Regions from separate parts of the Homo sapiens genome. Here region 1 is linked to region 2. Evidence: read pairs that join two places in POLR2A ChIA-PET (ENCODE). Cell type or tissue: Caco-2. All regions are shown on one strand. Each heading gives the region's core, and the rest is flanking DNA. Links, peaks and the distances in the headings are about the cores only.

Region 1 (5,379 bases), core at 174-5,173, 380 kb before region 2:
GCACTTAATATGCTGAACACAGGCAGCCCTGTAGGATGTTCTTTCCACGCAAGGGTAGACATTTTGGCTTTGGACTTTCTAGATTCTCCAGCAGAAGAGCCATTTACCTTGCTAATGCTTTTCATTTGTTTGAAGTCCTTGAAGGGCATGGTGGTGAGAGATTTAGTTAGAGTCCCAGCTCTGTTGCTTACTACCTGTGTGATCCTGGGGACACGGCTTTGCTTAACCTCTGAGCCTCAGTTTCAATAGCTCTCAAGTGGACCAATAATACTTATGTATTAAGCTTGTCAAGAAGATTAAACAAGCTATGTAAGAGGGCTTCACAGTAAACACTCAGGAATCAATAGCTATTTTTATAAGATCTGACTGTACTTCATTTTACATGCCCTTTGGGTTTTACAGCACTCCTCTGTGAGAAAGATACAGAAGGCATTTTTGGCCCAATTTGACACAATTGCATGAGGGAAGGGGCTCACAAACCCGAGAAACCCTGCTCCCAGTGATTGGTCCCTTTCCGATCTGTCACCTTTGGCTTGTGGTTGCATATCCTCTCTTCACCTTTTCTAAAGAATGACTCAGAGCTTTTCCTTTTGACAGCAAACCCTCTGAAAGAGAGACAATAGCAATCAAATACTTTGGCATTATTCACCCGGAGAGCTAAAAGCTGTCTCTGCCTTCCACATTTAGAGTGTAGGATACTGCTTTAAAAAGCACTAAGCAAGGACAAAACAATGTGATTGGGTCACATCTTTAATTTGTATTACTTTCCCTTTTATCAAAAGGGAAGTGGACAGGGTACGGTGTCCTCCACAAAGAAGGGTAGGAGAGAAGGGTGGAGCAGCAGGCACAGAGCTGCCTTCGCCGTTCCCACACCCTACTGCTATGCACGGTTTGATTGCGTGTTGCCTGCTGTTCATTTGGCCCTTCCTGAAGGGACTGGAGGGCAAAACAAGGACTCTGCTTCCCCAAAGTTGGGGAAGGTAATTAGAAGCTGCATACTACACTCAAACTGTCCAGTGACTATTCAACAGTACTAAAATAATGCTCAAATTCACCAGACAACTTTTCCTGTGTGCACTCATGCCCCCAGACCCAGCATGGTCAGCCAATCTACAGTGAATTTATTTCAGGCATGTGACAAGGGCTGACACTTCTCCTCAATTTGGTACTGTAAAAACTAACAATAATATGTTAGTTATAATAATACCAGTAGCTGTTACAATCAAAACTCAAAAAAAGGTTTAAACAATTAGAAGCTTATTTACTTTCTCAGAAAGTCTAAAGCCGGTCTTCTTGGCTAATGGGCAACTCTCCCCTGGTCAGTGATTCAGGAACTTTGGCTTTTCCACACTATGGCTCCTTCATCTTCAACATGTAGCTCTGAAGCCAAAAGATTCATTGCATCAAGCTAGTAGAAGGGAAATAACATGAAGGCTTGTGAGGGGATTATTTTTATGGGCCAAGCTTGTTCCCTTACATTGGCCAGAACTCACATTCCCTTGGCCCAGACTCAGACACATGGCCACACCTAATTTTTAGGGTAGAGTCTAGTTTTGTGCTCTAGGAGAAGAGGAAATGAGTTTGGTGAACCAGATAGTCTCTGCCTCAAAGTAGTAATGACAAAAATTAACATTTATAAAGCATTTGTTTTGTGCCAGGCATTGGCTAAGCCCTTTACCTACATTATTTTTAAATTCATATACCATATTATTCACTTGTTTAAAATATACAATTCAGTGGATTTTATTATATTCACAGAGTTGTGCAACCATCACCACAATTTTAGAGCATTTTCATCATCTCCAAAAGAAACCCCATAACTATTAGCAACTCCTCATTTCCTCCCACCCCCTACCTCCAGCCCTAGGCACCATCAATCTATTTTCCATCTATATGGATTTGCCTATTCTAGGCATTTCATATAAACAGAATACCTACATTCTTTTATATAACCCTCACCATGATCCTAAAAGTTAGGCATGTTATTACTTCCATTTTACAGATAAATTTACAGAGAATCAGGCTGTTTAAATGATTTGCCAATAATTTTAAGCCCTGCTCATCATTGAACTCCATTATGCTGTACTGCATCCCAGTCATATCATGCCATGATTTGTTGCAGGGAAGGGGTGTTTGTTTGCTTGTTTTCTAATGACTATTATGGCAACAAACTGACTTCTTTATAACAGGCTCCTTTACTGAAATGACAGGCACTTAGGTGTCAGAAAGCTTCAGGTTTGAAACTCAGATCTACCACTTACCGGATACATGAAAAATATACACTGCTTAGTTCCTCTTGAGTCCCAGCATCTTTATCTATAAAATGGGAATAACAAATTCCTGTTTGCGGGGAGGAGTCAATGAGATTAACATATGTGAAAGCTCTTCTCACAACTTTACGTAGTCCATGTCCTGCCAGTGTAGTTGTCCTTGCTTAGAAGTGAAGTTCTAACTATAATTGGGCAGCCACAGAAATTATGTTCACATGTCTGGTCTTCTGGATACCGTCCAGGAAAAAATTATTGTAACTTGCACTTTTCGGTATCCACGTTACAACCCAGGAGTGGCCGAGACCCTTGGAGAATCTGCTACAATGAGAATGAGAAAAAAGGGAACATATTCTCCAGGACAGCAAAGCATATGCAGAGTATCTTCTATCGGCTTCTGATCTCCACTGGGCAGAGCAGCTTGTTACAGGCACCTAGAACCAGCTGAGCCAGTGTAAGTTTGAAGTTCGTTGGGAAAGAAGATAAGCTGGCTGAGTTTCTGTAGGCAAAGAGCCAGTAATGAGGTTTCCAGCATTCCATCACACGTCCTTTTCATCACTTTCAGCTCAGCCAGAGACAGCAGAGCCTCATACGCAGGGGCCAAGTGTGTATTTGAGAGACTCGAAGAGGGAGAATGAAAAGTATTGTGAATGAGTGAATTGTACTTTTGTTCCATTGACCTGTTCCCCACCCTACCCTGTCCTTAGCCATAAATATATTAAAAGCTAGATAGGAGAGTACAGAGAAGACAGTGGAGGCAGTGGGGAAGTTATATTACGTGTGGCTAGTTAAGTTACATAGCCAGAAGAGGCCAGAAGAGAAAAGTGTCCTGAACTCTAGGTGAGATCAAGTGCATATTTCAGCCTTAAAAATTTATCCTAAAAACCTCTGATTCTGCCATTTCCTAAGTGCATGGAGAAGTGACAACCTCTCTGAACCTACATTTCCAGATAGGATTGTTATTGGAACCATGACTTAGAGCCATGCAAGCTGCAACGTGCACATGTCCAGTAGACTCCAGTCATATACACAAGGGGCCAGCAAACTTGTTTTGTCAAGGGCCAGATACTAAGCATTTTATATTTTATAGGGCATACAATCTTTATTGAAATAGTCAACTTTGCCATTGTAGTGCAAAAGCAGCCATAGACAATACATAAATACATAAATGGATGTAGCTGTGATTCAGTAAAACTATTTGTGGTCATGAAATTTGAATTTCATGTAACTTTTATATAAAAGTTTCATACAAAACAGTATTCTTTTCTGATTTTTCTTTCCACAAACTGAAAATGTGAAAAACATTCTTGGCTTATAGACTATATAAAAATGGACAGTGGGACAGATTTGCCTGCAGGCCATGGTTTGCAGACACCCCCCCCACCCCCACCCACAGCATGGACCGAAATGTTTGATACCCTCTACAGAGGTATAATATGGTGTCCAGATTATTGTAAAGAGCAAATAAGTACTTGTAAAGGCATTAATGTAGTGTCTGCCCCTTATAAGTGTTCAGCAAGTGGTTATTATTACAATTAGCTCTTTTAGAAATAATGAATATTGACTCTCTATTTGCCACTGACCTTTGAGGGGGGAGAGCCATTACATTTAGGTTGTTTAACATTTCTACTATATTAAACTTGTATTATAATTAAAATATATATTAAAAATAAAAACTAAAAAACTGGTTTGTACAGATAGTGGCACTAGTAGGCCACAGAGTTTTTGGGTTTTTTCTATTGTCCCAGTGTTGCTTCTTCAATTCCTAGATATTTCTTTAGTGCTTGGTCTGTGCTTCTGGGTGCTCCATAAATGAATGAGATTAGGTCTTTTCTGTCTAGGAGATCTTGGTATTCTTCAAAGTGATTATACGCACCCCAGTGGTAGCCAAGACCTTCTCTTTTTATTAATTTTTCATCACAGCCTTTAAATTTCTGTTTTGTTATATGTTTTATAGTGTGCCACACTGTGACACAGTAATACAGTTACACAATAATTTATAATATTTTATGTATATAAAAATACATAATTTATATTTACATAAATATTTATTAAATATTATAATAAATATAATATTATAATAAATATATTATAATATAAATATATATTATATAAATATATATAATATATATTATATATTTATGTAAATATATAATATTTACATAAATATATTTATGTAAATATCAATTATGTAAATATTAAGATAATGGGTGAGTATGCAAAGTGATTTTAAATGATGGTGTCAGCAAGCAAAGTTTTGAAACCACTGGTTTAGGAAGCAAACAGATGAATATATCCCAATGGGAAACCAGATTTGGTATGAGTGATGAATGTTCTTATTCACAATGACACAAGTGTTTTCAGGACATAAACTGACATTTAGTCTGGTGTCTTGTTTTGACATTTAATGTAAGTACATTGTGTGAGAAACAAGATAGTTTACATTTTTTTTATTTCATAAGAACACAACAGCTATATGAACTAGATAATATTATCCTCATTTGATAGATGAGGAACCAAGGTTTAATTCAGAGAAGTTAAGCAACTTGCAAAGGTCAGCTTGAATGAATCAGGACTGTCTAACTATAAAGCATGACATTTTCCACTTTAGCCTTCATTGCATTGAAGAAGTTCATAAAAAAAGATGATTAGTCTCTGGTATTCCTACTATCAAGTTAGTCTTTTTTTCCATCACATGTACTTATGTTATTAAGTGCTAAATGGATAAAATTTCACTCCTCCAGAGTTCCGTGGTTAACCCCCCACCATCTCTTTGCATATGCTTCTTACTCTGATTGCAACACTTGTTGTTTGGATATCTCAATATCTCCTACTCATCTATTAAGACCCAGCTTAAGACTCATCCTCTCCTTCCAGAAGCCTTCATGACCTCAGTCTCCAGACTGAGTTATTAGATGCCATTGCTCTCAACCTCTATAGCACCTTAATGAAAGTCCTTATAAAAATATGCTATGCAGCTGTGTAGTTAGCTATTATCTATTAAATTTATTACTCCCTGGACTGAGAGCCTAAGGAGAGGGAGAATATGACCTTGATTACATCGTTCTTCTGGCATTCAACGTAATAATGTAGTGCCTGGGACATCGTAAGC
Region 2 (5,379 bases), core at 112-5,111:
GGGTTTCCTGGCCCTATTTACAGCTAAAGTCCTGGACTCCCTCAGCTTATTCCCACCTTTGCTCCTTACTTCTCTATTCTTTCTGCTTGTATCTTATCTTTTGAGGTCCAAGGTCAACTCTCCAGACAAACATGACTTCTCCAATGTGATCCTCAGCCCCTCTCTTGGAAATGGTTTTATAGGATAAGCAGTGTAGCAGAATGGAAAGAGTAGGAGAGCTTTGGGGTAATCAGACGAGCACTTAAATTCCACTCACAAGCTGTCACCTTGGATAAGCATCTTAACCTCCAAAGCCTCTGTTTCTTAATGAGCTTAATAATATCTACCCCATAGGGTAGTTTTGTGTATCAAATGAGATAAAAAAGAGTAGTTGCGATAATCAGCATCATTAACCCTCTTTCTTTATTGGCATCTGTCCTGAGGTAAACACCTTTCCTATCTGGCTTCAGTCCTGGAGAGTCAACGCTACTTTTCCAGGTACCCCTGGTGAGGAATAAATTCGACAGAAAAGTTCTCTGTTTGGGTTATTGTTGGTTCCTTAAAAACCACCTTGCTGTTCACAAGAGAGCTTTTAAAACTTGAGCACTTACTATATACACACACCTCAATGAACATGCCCATCTACTGTAAGGTTCTTGAATGTAAGATAAGGTGCTCTGCCCTAGAATAGTGGATGAGAAGGAAGTCCCCACCTTTCCAGACAAGGCTGAAAGCTTAGGAAAGTCACACAGATTGACAGAGATCCAATAGCTGCTGTCTCCCTCCTGTTTAAAGCACAGTCTGGAGAGTCTGACGCAGCTACCCAGGTTTCTGGTGCTAACTCACAGTCCCTGAGAAAATCAGCACCCTGGGGCACATTAATCATTCCCTTTCACAGAGATAAAATATTTTCTCTACTGATCCTGAACAGGGAGCTTGCCTAGAAATGATCTGCATTCTAAGGTGACTCCTTTTAATCTTCTTGTCTCATGGAAATGTCTTTCCATCCAGGGTTCTGCCTGCATCCTGGCACTTCTCCTCATAATTTACCATGGTACTATAGTATTCAGAGATCTCAGAAGTTATGTAATTTAACCCCAAATTTGTACATAGAAAGAAACTGAAGCTCAGAGAGGGGATAAGGCATGGACAAGAGGCAGAGCAGTCAGAGCCAGACTCAAGTCCAGATACTTGTCCAGCTGCCTGTCCCACCAGACAAAGGGCAATCATGCATTGCCAGTACCGCCAATACCACACCTTAGAAACAAGCTGCTGTTAAGAAACTAGGCTTCGCCTCTCCCTCTTCCTCTCCCCCTCCCTCTCCCCTCTCCCCTCTCCCCTCTTCCTCTCCCCTCTTCCCTCTCCCTCTCCCCACGGTCTCCCTCTCCCTCTCTTTCCACGGTCTCCCTCTGATGCCGAGCCGAAGCTGGACTGTACTGCTGCCATCTCGGCTCACTCCAACCTCCCTGCCTGATTCTCCTGCCTCAGCCTGCCGAGTGCCTGCGATTGCAGGCGCGCGCCGCCACGCCTGACTGGTTTTCGTATTTTTTTGGTGGAGACGAGGTTTCGCTGTGTTGGCCAGGCTGGTCTCCAGCTCCTAACCGCGAGTGATCCACCAGCCTTGGCCTCCCGAGGTGCCGGGATTGCAGACGGAGTCTGGTTCACTCAGTGCTCAATGGTGCCCAGGCTGGAGTGCAGTGGCGTGATCTCGGCTCGCTACAACCTCCACCTCCCAGCCGCCTGCCTTGGCCTCCCAAAGTACCGAGATTGCAGCCTCTGCCCGGCCGCCACCCCATCTGGGAAGTGAGGAGCGTCTCTGCCTGGCCGCCCATCGTCTGGGACGTGAGGAGCCCCTCTGCTTGGCTGCCCAGTCTGGAAAGTGAGGAGCGTCTCTGCCCGGCGCCATACCATCTAGGAAGTGAGGAGCGCCTCTTCCCGGCCGCCATCCCATCTAGGAAGTGAGGAGCGTCTCTGCCCGGCCTCCCATCGTCTGAGATGGGGGGAGCGCCTCTGCCCTGCCGCCCCGGCTGGGATGTGAGGAGCGCCTCTACCCGGCTGCGACCCCGTCTGGGAGGTGAGGAGCGTCTCTGCCCGGCCGCCCCGTCTGAGAGGAGACCCTCCGCCTGGCAACCGCCCCGTCTGAGAAGTGAGGAGCCCCTCCGCCCGGCAGCCACCCCGTCTGGGAAGTGAGGAGCGTCTCTGCCCGGCAGCCGCCCCGTCCGGGAGGTGAGGGGCGTCTCTGCCCCGCCACCCCTACTGGGAAGTGAGGAGCCCCTCTGCCCGGCCAGCCGCCCCGTCCGGGAGGGAGGTGGGGGGGGGTCAGCCCCCCGCCCGGCCAGCCGCCCCATCCGGGAGGTGAGGGGCGCCTCTGCCCGGCCGCCCCTACTGGGAAGTGAGGAGCCCCTCTCCCGGCCAGCCGCCCCGCCTGGGAGGGAGGTGGGGGGGTCAGCCCCCCGCCCGGCCAGCCAACCCGTCCGGGAGGGAGGTGGCGGGGTCAGCCCCCCGCCCGGCCAGCCGACCCGTCCGGGAGGTGAGGGGCGCCTCTGCCCGGCCGCCCCTACTGGGAAGTGAGGAGCCCCTCTGCCCAGCCAGCCGCCTCGTCCGGGAAGGAGGTGGGGCGGTCAGCCCCCCGCCCGGCCAGCCGCCCCATCTGGGAGGGAGGTGGGGGGATCAGCCCCCCGCCCGGCCAGCAGCCCCATCCGGGAGGGAGGTGGGGGGGTCAGCCCCCCGCCCAGCTAGCCGACCCTTCCGGGAGGTGAGGGGCGCCTCTGCCCGGCCGCCCCTACTGGGAAGTGAGGAGCCCCTCTGCCCAGCCAGCTGCCTCATCCGGGAAGGAGGTGGGGGGGTCAGCCCCCCACCCGGCCAGCCGCCCCATCCGGGAGGGAGGTGGGGGGGTCAGCCCTCCGCCCGGCCAGCCGCCCCGTCCGGGAGGGAGGTGGGGGGATCAGCCCCCCGCCTGGCCAGCCGACCCGTCCGGGAGGTGAGGGGCGCCTCTGCCCAGCCGCCCCTACTGGGAAGTGAGGAGCCCGTCTGCCCGGCCACCACCCCGTCTGGGAGGTGTACCCAGCAGCTCATTGAGAACGGGCCATGATGACAATGGCGGTTTTGTGGAGTAGAAAGGGGGGAAAGGTGGGGAAAAGATTGAGAAATCGGATGGTTGCCGTGTCTGTGTAGAGAGAGGTAGACATGGGAGACTTTTCATTTTGCTCTGTACTAAGAAAAATTCTTATCCTGTTGATCTGTGACCTTACCCCCAACCCTGTGCTCTCTGAAACATGTGCTGTGTCCACTCAGGGTTAAATGTATTAAGGGCGGTGCAAGATGTGCTTTGTTAAACAGATGCTTGAAGGCAGCATGCTCGTTAAGAGTCATCACCACTCCCTAATCTCAAGTACCCAGGGACACAAACACTGCGGAAGGCTGCAGGGTCCTCTGCCTAGGAAAACCAGAGACCTTTGTTCACTTGTTTATCTGCTGACCTTCCCTCCACTATTGTCCTATGACCCTGCCAAATCCCCCTCTGCGAGAAACACCCAAGAATGAACAATAAAAAAAAAAAAAAAAATTTCAGGCCAGGTGCAGTGGCTCATGCCTGTAATCCCAGCACTTTGGAAGACTGAGGTGGGCAGATCACCTGAGGTGAGGAGTTCGAGACCAGCCTGGCCAACATGGTGAAACCCTGTCTTTACTAAAAATACAAAAAAAAACTGGCTGAGTATGGCGCACACCTATATTCCCAGCTACTCAGGAGGCTGAAGCACGAGAATTGCTTGAAGCTGGGAGGTGGAGGTTGCAGTGAGCTAAGATCACCCCACTGCACTCCAGCCTGGGTGACAGAGTGAGGTTCCATCTCTAAATAAATAAATAAATAAATACTACAACAACAACAACAAAAAGAAACTAGGCTTCAAGGATCTCTTTCTTTTTCTTTTTCTCTTTTTTTTTTTTTTTTTTTTGAGACGGGGTCTCGCTCTGTCACCCAGGCTGGAGTGCAGTGGTGCAATCTTGCCTCACTGCAAGCTCCGCCTCCCGGGCTCACACCATTCTCCTGCCTCAGCCTCCCGAGTGGCTGGGACTACAGGCGCCCACCACCACGCCCAGCTAATTTTTTGTATTTTTAGTAGAGACGGGGTTTCACTGTGTTACCCAGGATGGTCTCAATCTCCTGACCTCGTGATCCACCCACCTCGGCCTCTCAAAATGCTGGAATTACAGGCGTGAGCCACCGCGCCCGGCCAAGGATCTCTTTCTTATATGCTATGTCATCCTGAGCAGGTTACTTCTCCTCGCTCCTCAAAGGATGGTCCCCAGACCGGCAGCCTCGACAGCACCTAGGAGCTTGTTGGAACTGCAGAATCTCAAGACCTACCCCAGACCTGCTTTTAACAAGACCCTCAGATTATATAAGTTTGAGGAGCACTGACTTAAATTATCTGAGCTTCTATTTCTTCATCTGTTAAAGGGAATAATAGTGTCTGCCTTAAGAGTTTGTTCCCAAAAAATTGACAATAAGGTAACTTGCAAGCAGTAAGATACCTTTATTTGAAAGCTCAGAGAATTGTTTCAAGGAAGTTTAAAACTCAGACATAGCAATAGTAAAGAAAATCTCTGTATACTGCTTCAATTTAATTCAAATATCTTATAACTTAAGATAATGATTAAAGCAGGAGCTAGAAACTAATTCAAATTACGAGGCAATATATACTTGTTGGCTCTTGGATGAGACTGCCTGGGTGTGTGCTTTTTTTTTTTTTTTTTGACAGAGTCTTGCTCTGTCACCTAGGCTGGAGTACAGTGGCACGATCTCAGCTCACTGCAACCTCCGCCTCCTGGGTTCAAGCGATTCTCCTGCTTCAGCCTCCCAAGTAGCTGGGATTACAGGTATGCACCACCACACCAGGCTAATTTTTGTATTTTTAGTACAGACAAGGTTTCACCATACTGGCCAGGCTGGTCTTGAACCTCTGACCTCATGATCCTCCCGCCTCGGCCTCCCAAAGTGCTGGGATTACAGATGTGAGCCACTGTGCCCAGCCTGTTCATTTACTAGAAAGGTAAGCTTGAACAAGCTTTTACCTTCACCAACCTCTGTTTCTACACCTGTAAATTGAAGCTAATAATGCATCATGTGGTAGTAATGCATCATCTCAGGGAGATAATCAGTAAAGTACTTAGCACGGGGCCTGGCACATAGTATATATTCCCACCATCATTGTAATCATCATCATCATTGACAATCATGTCGATGTCACTCAACAACTGCAAATTGGGAAGGTTTCCACATAGGAAATTTTGGGAAGGCTTCCTCATCAAGAAACCATTCCACTTGGGACATCTTCTTGATGAGAGACAGGACAGGAACTTCTCCTTCTAATGTGAATAATCAACTGCAGCCTTCAT

Evidence for each region. Peaks named below come from ENCODE experiments on the same cell type or tissue, not always from the same donor. Only the 100,000 strongest peaks of a DNase experiment are listed, where the experiment ranks them.
Region 1: POLR2A ChIA-PET joins it to region 2 with 5 read pairs; 2 of 35 experiments call an interaction of 5 or more read pairs at or near these places.

What each region holds. Positions count from the first base shown.
Region 1 is chr11:83,688,958-83,694,336 of GRCh38, reverse strand. The region is part of intron 18 of DLG2 (discs large MAGUK scaffold protein 2); the gene reads left to right. It overlaps DLG2-AS2 (DLG2 antisense RNA 2), which reads right to left. Exons shown (of 12, transcript NR_187249.1): 8 at 2,262-2,316; 9 at 1,266-1,408; 10 at 527-605. Among named protein-coding and RNA genes, the nearest start is that of DLG2-AS2, 54 kb to the right of the region's middle. In Caco-2, for the core only: no CTCF peak of the experiment used is centred there; a DNase peak (open chromatin) is centred at 2,746.
Region 2 is chr11:83,313,784-83,319,162 of GRCh38, reverse strand. All of the region lies in intron 1 of CCDC90B-AS1 (CCDC90B antisense RNA 1), which reads right to left. Among named protein-coding and RNA genes, the nearest start is that of CCDC90B, 30 kb to the right of the region's middle. In Caco-2, for the core only: no CTCF peak of the experiment used is centred there; no DNase peak of the experiment used is centred there.